Regions from separate parts of the Homo sapiens genome. Here region 1 is linked to region 2. Evidence: chromatin loops called from intact Hi-C (ENCODE). Cell type or tissue: endothelial cell of umbilical vein. All regions are shown on one strand. Links, peaks and the distances in the headings refer to the core of each region. The heading gives the core; the rest is flanking DNA. Region 1 overlaps HSPG2 (heparan sulfate proteoglycan 2). Region 2 holds the start of CELA3B (chymotrypsin like elastase 3B).

Region 1 (5,368 bases), core at 285-5,284, 64 kb before region 2:
TAGGCTCAAGATATCCTCCTGCCTCAGCCTTCCAAGTAGCTGGGAGTATAGGTGTACATCACTACATCTGGCTAATTTATTTTTTGTAGAGATGAGGTCTCGCTATGTTGCCCAGGCTGGTCTCGAACTCCTGGTTTCAAGCGATCCTCCTGCCTCGGCCTCCTAAAGTGCTGGGATTACAGGCATGAGCCACTGTGCCCGGCTACAAATCCACCTCTTTCCTTTCTATATTCTCACCTACATAAATATCTGGTTCAGCCCTTGGTTAGCTGTGAGGCCATGAGCAAGTCATTTCTCCTCTCTGTGCCTCCGTTTCCTCATGTGTAAAATGGGCACGATCATTCATAGTAATAATATCTATCTCATACGGCTGTTGTGAGGGTTAAATACAGATGTAAAATGCTACAGATAACACAGCACATGGTGAATGTTCTATAAGTGTTTGCTGCCTTTCGGCCGGAACCGCCATCTTCCAGTAATTCGCCAAAATGACGAACACAAAGGGAAAGAGGAGAGGCACCCAATAGATGTTCTCCAGGCCTTTTAGAAAACATGGAGTTGTTCCTTTGGCCACGTATATGCGAATCTATAAGAAAGGTGATATTGTAGACATCAAGGGAATGGGTACTGTTCAAAAAGGAACGCCCCACAAGTGTTACCATGGCAAAACTGGAAGAGTCTACAATGTTATCCAGTATGCTGCTAGCATTGTTGTAAACAAACAAGTTAAGGGCAAGATTCTTGCCAAGAGAATTAATGTGCGTATTGAGCACATTAAGCACTCTGAGAGCCGAGATAGCTTCCTGAAACGCGTGAAGGAGAATGATCAGAAAAAGAGAGAAGCCAAAGAGAAAGGTACCTGGGTTCAACTAAAGCGCCAGCCTGCTCCACCCAGCAAAGCACACTTTGTGAGAACCAATGGGAAGGAGCCTGAGCTGCTGGAACCTATTCTCTATGAATTCACGGCATAATAGGTATTTAAAAAAAAAAAAAGACCTCTGGGCTGTTAAAAAAAAAAAAGTGTTTGCTGTGATTATCTTTGTTATTTTGATTAAAATAAGGGTCTCACTGCTTAATGAGTTTGAAAGCCATCAACTTAAACGACCCCAAAGCTTCCTCTGGTTTTGATATTTTAGAGCACTGACACTCTAAAACATTAGGATTCTAAAATTCTAGGCTGTGTCCCACCTGCAAAAGGAACAGGGCTAAAGGAGGGGATTACAAAGTCAGGACAGGCTGGGTGCGGTGGCTCACGCCTATAATTCCAGCACTTTGGGACTGGTGGTCAGGAGTTCGAGACCAGCCTGACCAACATGGTGAAACCCCGTCTCTACTAAAAAATACAAAAATTAGCCGGGCATGGTGGCACATGCCTGTAATCCCAGCTACTTGGGAGGCTGAGGCAGGAGAATCGCTTGAACCCGGGAGGTGGAGGTTGCAGTGGGCCAAGATGGCGCCATTGCACTCCAGCCTGGGCGACAGAGTGAGACTCCATCTCAAAAAACAAAAACAGAAACAATGTCAGGACAGAGCCAGAAGGAGTCAGGCTGCAGAGACCCGCTGAGCAAAGGGTCATCATCACCATCATCCTCATCATTCATTTATACCTCCCCTCTTGCCCTGTTCCAAAAAGGCTGCAGACAGCTTACAAAGATGCACACTTAACAGCCAAGAGAATATTAACTAAAGAAATATAAGAAAAACTCAGGCAGGGCAGGCAGATGGAGCCTGGAGTGAGGCAAGCAGACAGAGAGCACATGCTGAATCCCAGAGATCTAGGAAAGGGACAACTCATGTGGCCCTGAGCTTGCCAGCAGCCAATGGGAAGAAGGAAACCTGACCAGTCCCTAGATTCCATGTCTCACAATGTAAAAACAAACCAGTTGCTTAGAAAAAGCACAACTATCCCTGATACTGAGAGCAGGGAATGTCCCAAGGGACAGGCTTGTCTGGCACCCTTCTCTGCCTCATCAGTGGGGCTGGCATCCCCTCAGAGTCTGCTGACCATGACCCTTTGAAGCTGAAGCCAGGGGCAGAGGCTACAGTGATCAAAGATTCAGGGAGCTGGAATGGCAGTCCAGTCAGTACCCCACCAACCTCACCCCAGCAGCCTTGGTCTAGGCAGGATTACCCATCACTCCCCAAACCCGAACACAGCCAGTGCCCAAAATAGCTAGAGCAGGAGAGGGTGCCAAGAGGCCCTGGCAAGGGCCTGGGCTAGGCCCACCTACAGGAGGGCCCAGTGGGCCAATGCACACATACCTCTGGTGCACAAAGAGGCACCTTCAGTCAGGCACAGAGCCGTCCCTGGGAGTCCCCCACCCACCAGGCTCCCCCCTCAGCTGCACGTTGCTCACGCAGAACTTGAGCTGCTGCTCCACCCTTCCCACAAAGCAGGCCTTCCTGCCTGAGCCAGACTAGAAAAGCCTTCCACAGAAATGCCACCGCACCATATAGGGAAGTGCCTGAAGACCTCCCCGCCCCACCTCCAGAATCTGCCAGAATCAGCCCCCTCAGGATCCTCCATGGCGATGTTGGTTCCTCCCTGGGTCCCCCAGCTGCAGACCAACACAATGGGGGCTATTCTGGGCTGCACGGGGTATTTAAAGCTCTGACTGGGCCTCCTCCCTGGGGAACAAAAGGCCTTGCCCTCCGTAAGACCTTCCTGAAATTGTTCCTGCCCAGACTGTGGTGGCTGCATCCTGTACTGTTCCCCACCTCCCCTGCCAGGCCCTGAGGCCCTGTAAGATTCAGCACAAAATGCCTCCTCCAGGAAGCCCACAGGGCTGCCTCCTGTGCTCAGCAGCACTGCCTGAGACCCTCAGAAAAGCTGGGTCCTGGCTCAACTCTGCCATCGATCTTCTCTGGGTCCCAGTTTTCTCATCTGCAAAATATGGATGTGAATCCCAGTGTGTGAAAGCACTCCAGAGGCTTCCATGGTTAGGATGAGTAGTGTCTCTCCAGCCACTTTGTGAAGCAGAATATAAGCAGGAACGGGAATTGGTCTGTTTTGTCGCTGCCCTTTTTCTAGCACCTGGCACACAGTAGGTGCCAAATAAATATTTACTGACTGATACAAATATTTAAAGAATGTGTCTGTAGCCTCCATAGAACCACCCAGAATGCCAGGCACACAGGTGGTTAATACCCTCGATGGTAACGTTGCCAGCTCTCAGCTTGAGCACAAAGAACACATCAAGCCTTATGCTAAGTACCTGATGTTAATTATCTGATTTAATTTGCTCAACAGTCCCAAGAGGTCGGTACCATTATCTTATTTCACAAGCAAGAAAACGGGAGTTCCAGTCCAGGTGGTTAAGCAGCTCGCCTGAGGTCGCAAATGGCCAAGCTGGGAGTCAAGCCCAGGAGCCCTGAAGCCCCTGGCATCCTGCGCCAAATGCACATTGAAGAAAGGCAGTCGGAGAGCACTGGGTGGGGAGCCAGGAGCCTGAAGTCAGCCACTAAGCTGTGTGACTTCAAGCAAGTTGCTTGGCCTCTCTGAATCAGTTTTCTCTTCCATAAAAACAAGGGCATGAATTCCTCTTCTTCAGGTCGTTGGTAGGATCAAAGGAACCAAAGATGTGACTCTGTCTCCCACACTAGCCCCAGCCCCTCCCCAAGGGCAGCAGCTGTGAAGGATGGTGGGAAGATGTACTGGGAGGAGGGGGCTACCCAGAGCTGGCCCCAGAACAAAGCTCCACAGCTGCTGACAACAGCTGGGGAGAGCTCTGGGCCTGGCCCAAGCAGGGGGAGAATGGGCAGGCTGGGAAGTCACCTCTGGCCCTCCTCTGTCACCCTTCCCTGCTGACAGCTGCTGAGGCCTCAGGGCCAAGGGCCCCAGAGCAGGCAGGGAGTGGGGGTGTGGAGGGGGTGGGCGGGCTGGCTGGGGTCATCTTAGTCCTCATGCTGTCAACTGCTCAAGCCTCAGGGTGCCTGGCCTCGCTGTCCCATAGCACAGCCCTTTACCCAGTTCCCTGGGAAGCCTGGGTGGAGAGGCCGGAGCAAAGGTCTGGGGCTGAACATGCCTTAACTGGAGCCTGGCCTGCTCCAGGGCCCCCGTGGGGAGGTGCAGGGCCGGGAGGGAGGGAGTCCTGAAGAGGCTTGCAATTTCCCTGGTGCACAGCCCCACTGCAGGCCCTTCAGGAAACGTCCCTGGAGGCTGTGAGCTTGGCCCACCCCAGCCCATCTCAGCCCCCTCAGCTGCCGGCCAGCCCAGCTCCACTCCCAGTTCGGTGCCAAGCCTTTCCAGCCCGCTCCAGCCCACGCAGCTCTCTCTCCTCTGAACTCTCACATACCCATAATTACAACTGACCATATTTTCCAAAGCAGAAATCAAGAAACCACTAAATAAAGGATTTCTGGGCTACTTCTGAGTGTCAGAGGCAGCCTGGGAGGTGAAGTTTGGATGCAGAGGTATTCAAATCTCTGAGACACGTTGATAGTTTTTTGCGATGACTACTATATCTATCATATTTTATTAATAAGTCAAAGCCATCCTAGGAAATGTGTGTTGGGCACATGCCACCCCATACCACTGTTAACTGTTGACTGGACACTTTAGCCTGGCAGTTTCCTAGCTGTGTGGCCCTGGGCAAATCACTTGACCTCTCTGAGCCTCTGTGTCTTCATCTGTAAAATGGGAATAAAAATGACCCCCTCACAAGGCTGCCGTCAGAATTCAACAGGACAACCTAAGTGCTAGTATCAGGCACTTACGAGGTGTAAGTACCACTTCTTCCTTCTCTCCCAGTCCTATCCACCCCAGAGCTCACACACCAAGTGAGTGAGCTCTCCAAAGACCCCCGGGGAGAATGAGACACAAGAGAAACCTGCCTGCAAAAGGTTCCAATGCATTCCTGGATCCTGTACTGTCCAAGCTGGGAGGGATCACCTAGCCAACACCCTCACTTATCAGATGGGGAAACCAAATCCCAAAGAAGGGAAGTGAGCATGTTATGGGGAACCAACCAGACTTGGAGGGCCTGGGTTCAATCCCATCTCTGACACTTCCGGCTGCTGGGGAACTTTATCACTTTGAGCCTCATTTTTGTGCCTCCCATACCCCCATAATGTTGGATTAATAATTATTGCTGGGCGCAGTGGCTTGTGTCTGTAACCCCAGCAATTTGGGAGGCCGAGGCAGGCGGATTACTTAAGATCAGGAGTTTGATACCAGCCTGGCCAACACGGTGAAACCTCATCTCCACTAAAAATATAAAAATTAGCACAGCATGGTGGCATGTGCCTATAATCTCAGCTACCTGGGGAGCTGAGGCAGGAGAATCACTTGAACCCGGGAGGCGGAGGTTGCAGTGAGCTGAGATTGCACCACTGCACTCCAGCCTGGGCGAAAGAGTGAGGCTCTAGC
Region 2 (5,368 bases), core at 208-5,207:
AACAAAACAAAACAAAACAAAAAAACACAGTAGGGCACAGTGGCTCACGCCTGTAATCCCAGCACTTTGGGAGGCCCAGGTGGGTGGATCACAAGGTCAGGAGTTCAAGACCAGCCTGGCCAACATGGCGAAACCCCATCTCTACTAAAAATACAAAAATTAGCTGGGCGCCTGTAATCCCAGCTACTTGAGAGGCTGAGGCAGGAGAACTGCTTGAACCTGGGAGGCAGAGGTTGCAGTGAACCGAGATCGTGCCATTGCACTCCAGCCTGGGTGACAACAGCAAGGCTCGTCTCAAAAAAAGAAAAAAGCCGGGCGCCTTGCTCACGCCTGTAATCCCAGCACTTTGGGAGGCTGAGGAGGGTGGATCACCTGAGGTCGGGAGTTTGAGACCAGCCTGACCAACATGGAGAAATGCCATCTCTACTAAAAGTACAAAATTAGCCGGGCATGGTGGCACATGCCTGTAATCTCAGCTACTCGGGAGGCTGAGGCAGGAGAATCGCTTGCACCTGGGAGGTGGAGTTTGTGATGAACCAAGATTGCGCCATTGCACTCCAGCCTGGGCAACAAGAGTGAAACTCCGTCTCAAAAAAAAAAAAAAAAATTAGCCTGGTGTGGTGGCAGGTGCCTGTAATCCCAGCCCTTTTGGGGGCCGAGGCAGGTGGATCACCTGAGGTTAGGAGTTTGAGAACAGCCTGGCCAACATGGTGAAACCCCGCCTCTACTAAAAATACAAAAATTAGCCCAGCATGGTGGCAGGTGCCTGTAATCCCAGCTACTTAGGAGGCTGAGGGCAGGAGAATCACTTGCACTCGGGAGGTGAAGGTGGCAGCGAGCCGAGATCTTGCCATCGCACTCCAGCCTGGGGGACAAGAGTGAGACTTTGTTTCAAAAAAAAAAAAAAAAAAAAATGAAGATCTTGCTCATACAGGCAGAAAACAAAGAAATTTAGTAGGACTATAACATTTCTATACCAGGCTGGTTTATGAGTTACAACAATATAGCTAGTTAAAATTTGTCTTCTTTTCCATACACTTTGTTTTATTTTCCTTTCCAATTTGTGTATTTAACATTCTATCTTAGATAATGTGATAGTCATGAAGTCTTTGTGTGAGAGAGAAAAGAAGGAAGTTAATCTATAATGAAGATTGACTGTTGAGAGTGAAACAGTCTGCCCTGTCACCCTTTAGTCATTTACAACATTTTATAAAACAATGTAGGTAAAGAAAAGCTAATCGATAACACAAACAAAAGTTATGCCTTCCTGTTTACATTACTCAGGTCCCATAATCTCATTCCCTTAAGTCTAAGGTATTTTAAAGTTCCAACAGCTTAGATTTTGAATATCTTATTTTCACAGAAACTACAGGGCAATAAGGCACCAGAGTCCCAGACTCAGGACCACTGTGTGTGATTCACCGTGAACACTGGCATATTAAAGGCTCTGAGAAGTCCTGTAGGAAAGGACAATTTGAACTTTGTCTGAGCTCATACTTTCCAATCCCATCTGACCTTTAGTTCTTCACTGAGTGCCCACTGGGTTATGTTCTGGGAGCTGAGGCCACAGCAGTGAACAAAGCACACAAAACCCCCTGCCCCATGGGGCTCCGTTCTACTGGGGCCATTTATCATCAAACATCTATTAATATCTCAAGAATGTGCCCATCAGGACACCATCCATGCTGCTGCGCTTTTCCAGGCCACACAGAGGGGACACCCTCCAGGTGCACCCTGCATGAATATCAGGCTCAACCGTGCTTTCAGGGTAGGAAGCGGAGGGCATTTGAAGAGTCCTTTCCCTTCCTTCATTCATTTGTTGTCTCCTTGAATAAATGCTGTTGAAAACCTACCATGTGCCAGGCTCCCTTCTAGGTACTGGGAATCTGAAGATGAATAAGATAAAGTTTTAACCCTCGAAGAGCTTCCTATGGGGTGGGAACTAGAAAGAATGGAACTCCCCCAGTCCCAGGAAAAAGGCTCACCAGCTTCCCCTCTGTCCCCTCGCCAGCTTCCCTGCCCTCCCTCTCCTTCCCAGACTGACCTCCTAATTTTGCATACTCTCCGACCTAACTTCCACCTCCATTCAGGAAATGGCTTGCTTTGCTTCAGGCTGAGGCCTAAAGTAGATCTAACCCCTCCATCTTCCCTCTTGCGGGGCAGGTGTTGGAAGGAGGTTCATCTTCAGGGATTTCACTCAAGCTACTCCTAGGCCAGAAAACCCTCGGAGAGTTAATCAGCCGTGCAACTGCCAGTGTCAGTCCATAGGCCTTGAAGTGACCAATCAGGCAGGGGTTGTGGTGGGACAGTTGGCGTCAGGGAGCCCCTCTCCCTGGGGACCCAGCAGAGCCGACAGAGAGGCTGGGACTTGCTCAAGGTCACCTGGGTAAGAAGCCGGGAAGGCTTCTCGGTTGAAGTTGGGGGAGGGAGAGTGGACCCTCCCATGCCCGTGGGCTACCCTTCACCAGGCCAAGCAGTAACAAACCAGGGAAACTTGACCAAGTCCTGGCTTTTCTCTGGGTCATCATTTTCTTCTTCTTTTTTTTTTTTGTGACAGAGTTTTGCTCTTATTGCCCAGGCTGGAGTGCAATGGCACGATCTCGGCTCACCACAAACTCCGCCTCCCAGGTTCAAGCGATTTTCCTGCCTCACCCTCCCTAGTAGCTGGGATTACAGGCATGCGCCACCACACCCGGCTAATTTTGTGTTTTTAGTAGAGACGGGGTTTCTCCATGTTGGTCAGGCTGGTCTCGAACTCCTGACCTCAGGTGGTCCACCCTCCTCGGCCTCCCAAAGTGTTGGGATTACAGGCGTGAGCCACCGCGCCCGGTCCATCATTTTCCCTTCTGTCAGATGTAAGTGGTTGGATTAGATCGCGTTTTAGGCCCTGTGGGTTTCAGACACTCTACAGTGGAATCTGGGCTTATCGGACCTAACCCTATCTCTCCCCAGCCACCTCCTGGGCCCCTCCCTCCTTCTTCCCTGGCGTAAGGTCTGGGGAATGGCTCAGAGCTTTCAAGCTGAGCAAACAAACATGTCCGGGCACATAGGGAACAGAGGGCAGGGGAGGGCATGGCTATTTTTATCACAGTATAAAGGATTTTCACAGCTGCTTCCATTGTGTCCACACACGTTCCATGAACCCAGGCTATCAGAGTGGCTAGGCTGTGATTGGAGGGGGTTCACTCCTAAAACAAAACCTGCCCAGCAAGATGCCTGACTTTCCCCCAGGAGGGATCTATTTAAATTGCCCCGTCTGGCCGGGTGCAGTGGCTCATGCCTGTAATCCCAGTACTTTGGGAGGTCGAGGTGGGTGGATCACCAGAGGTCAGGAGTTGGAAACTAGCCTGGCCAACATGGTGAAACCCCATCTCTACTAAAAATACAAAAATTAGCCAGGCGTGGTGGTGCGCGCCTGTAATCCCAGCTACTCGGGAGGCTGAGGCAGGAGAATCGCTTGAACCCGTGAGGTGGAGGTTGCAGTGAGCCAAGATCGCACCACTATAAAAAAAAAAAATCTATTGTGTGAATATGCTACACATATTGACCTATGAACCTTGATGGACGTGGGAGTTGTTTCTAGGTCTTTGCTGTTGAGGTTTGAGAACAGGGGCTGCGGCAAACAATCTCATCCACACCTCCTGGAGCACATGCCTAAGGTTTTCTCACGGTGTAGACCTAGGAGGGAAACCGCTGGATCACCTGTGAATTCCACTTTCGGGGTTGCCTGCTCTTTGACCTCATCTCCCACCCCTCTCTACTTTGACTACCAAGCTCCTGTCACACTGGCCTCCCTTTCCTTGAACAAGCCAAGCCCATTGCAGCCTCCAGAACTTCGCACCTGCTGTCGCCTCCCTTCAGAACGCGTTTCTTTCAGGGATTCCCGTTGCTGGCTTTTACTTATCCTCAGGACTCCATCAGATATGACCTCCTCAGCCCAAATGTCACTTTCTCTGTCCCCCTCATCTAAATGACTTACTCCATTCCTACCCCAATCACCCATTTTCATTTTCTTTTTTTTTTTTTGACACGGAGTCTCGCTGTCGCCCAGGCTGGAGTGCAGGGGCGCCATCTTGGCTCACTGCAGGCTCTGCCCCCTGGGGTTCACGCCATTCTCTTGCCTCACTCTCCTGAGTAGCTGGGGCTACAGGCGCCCGCCACCTCGCCCGGCTAACATTTTGTATTTTTAGTGGAGACGGGGTTTCACCGTGTTAGCCAGGATGGTGTCGATCTCCTGACCTCGTGATCCACCCACCTCAGCCTCCCAAAGTGCTGGGATTACAGGCGTGAGCCACCGTGCCCGCCCCATTTTCTTTTCTGTTTTGTTTGTTTGTTTGTTTGTTTTTGAGACAGTCTTGCTCTGTGGCCCAGGCAGGAGTGCAGTGGCATGATCTCGGCTCACTGCAACCTCTGCCTCCCTGCCTCCTGGGTTCAAATGATTCTCCTCCCTCAGGCTCACAGTAGCTAGGATTACCGGTGCTGGGATTATAGGTGCCCACCACCACGCCTGCTAATTTTTGTAGTTTTAGTAGAGATAAGGTTTCACCATGTTTCAAACTTCTGACCTCAATTGATCCTCCCACCTTGGCCTCCCAAAGCGCTGGGATCACAGGTGTGAGCCACCGCTCCTGGCCTAGACTCAAACTCTAGAAGGGCTGAGACCATGTATTTTTCACAGCTGTATCCCCTAGAACAGTGCCTGATACATAGAGAAAAAGTGCTCAACAAAAAATTTTTTGTGGAGGTGGGTACTAATATAAATCTCATGTTAGAGAGCAGAAAACTGAGACTCAGAGAGGTTAAGCCATGCGCCCAAAGTCGCAGAGCTTGGAGGTGGCAGAACCAGGATTGAACCGTGGTCTGCCCGGTTCCAGTGCCCCTGTTCTTTCCGAAAGAGGAGGTCTTGTCCTGACATGAGCTTTTCTTCCTGAACTCTTGTTATCAGTTGGCCACTCCACACCACCTGTGCGGCCACCTGTTGGAGGGAACGCTAGGTCCTTCCTTTGGCTGTCACTCCTCCATCTGCAGTGAGTGAGAACTGTGGCCTTGGACCATGGGAGACCTGCATTTCCACCACCTGTTCTGGGAGTGGGGCCCAGTCAGCCCCCTTTGCTTACCTTCTGCCCTATATTAGAGCCCCAGGTTCTGTGCCCTTTTCCTATCATCGCAAAACTCATGATGCTCCGGCTGCTCAGTTCCCTCCTCCTTGTGGCCGTTGGTAAGACCCCAACCTGTGTGTGTGCTCCCTGGGCTGCCCTAGATTAGGAATCCTTGAAATCTACCACTTGCTCTAAGTCCCATGACACCCTATGCCTGGTTCCACAGGAGGGGGTCTCAGCTTGTACCCGGGGGCATGACTGTGGGGGCT

What was found. Peaks named below come from ENCODE experiments on the same cell type or tissue, not always from the same donor. Only the 100,000 strongest peaks of a DNase experiment are listed, where the experiment ranks them.
Region 1: it touches region 2 in a loop (3-fold over the local background); 6 of 110 quality-filtered maps call a loop at or near these places.

The regions. Positions count from the first base shown.
Region 1 is chr1:21,907,610-21,912,977 of GRCh38, forward strand. All of the region lies in intron 1 of HSPG2 (heparan sulfate proteoglycan 2), which reads right to left. It also overlaps the pseudogene RPL21P29. Among named protein-coding and RNA genes, the nearest start is that of HSPG2, 27 kb to the right of the region's middle. RefSeq lists enhancers at 1,808-2,524, 2,239-2,288, 2,349-2,408, 2,459-2,528, 2,525-3,240 and 1 more. In endothelial cell of umbilical vein, for the core only: no CTCF peak of the experiment used is centred there; DNase peaks (open chromatin) are centred at 822, 1,982, 2,562, 3,592 and 1 weaker place; H3K27ac peaks cover 4,929 bases.
Region 2 is chr1:21,971,865-21,977,232 of GRCh38, forward strand. CELA3B (chymotrypsin like elastase 3B) reads left to right here and starts at 5,158. Exons shown (of 8, transcript NM_007352.4): 1 at 5,158-5,218. The coding sequence starts at 5,176. In endothelial cell of umbilical vein, for the core only: no CTCF peak of the experiment used is centred there; DNase peaks (open chromatin) are centred at 1,467 and 3,077; H3K27ac peaks cover 3,310 bases.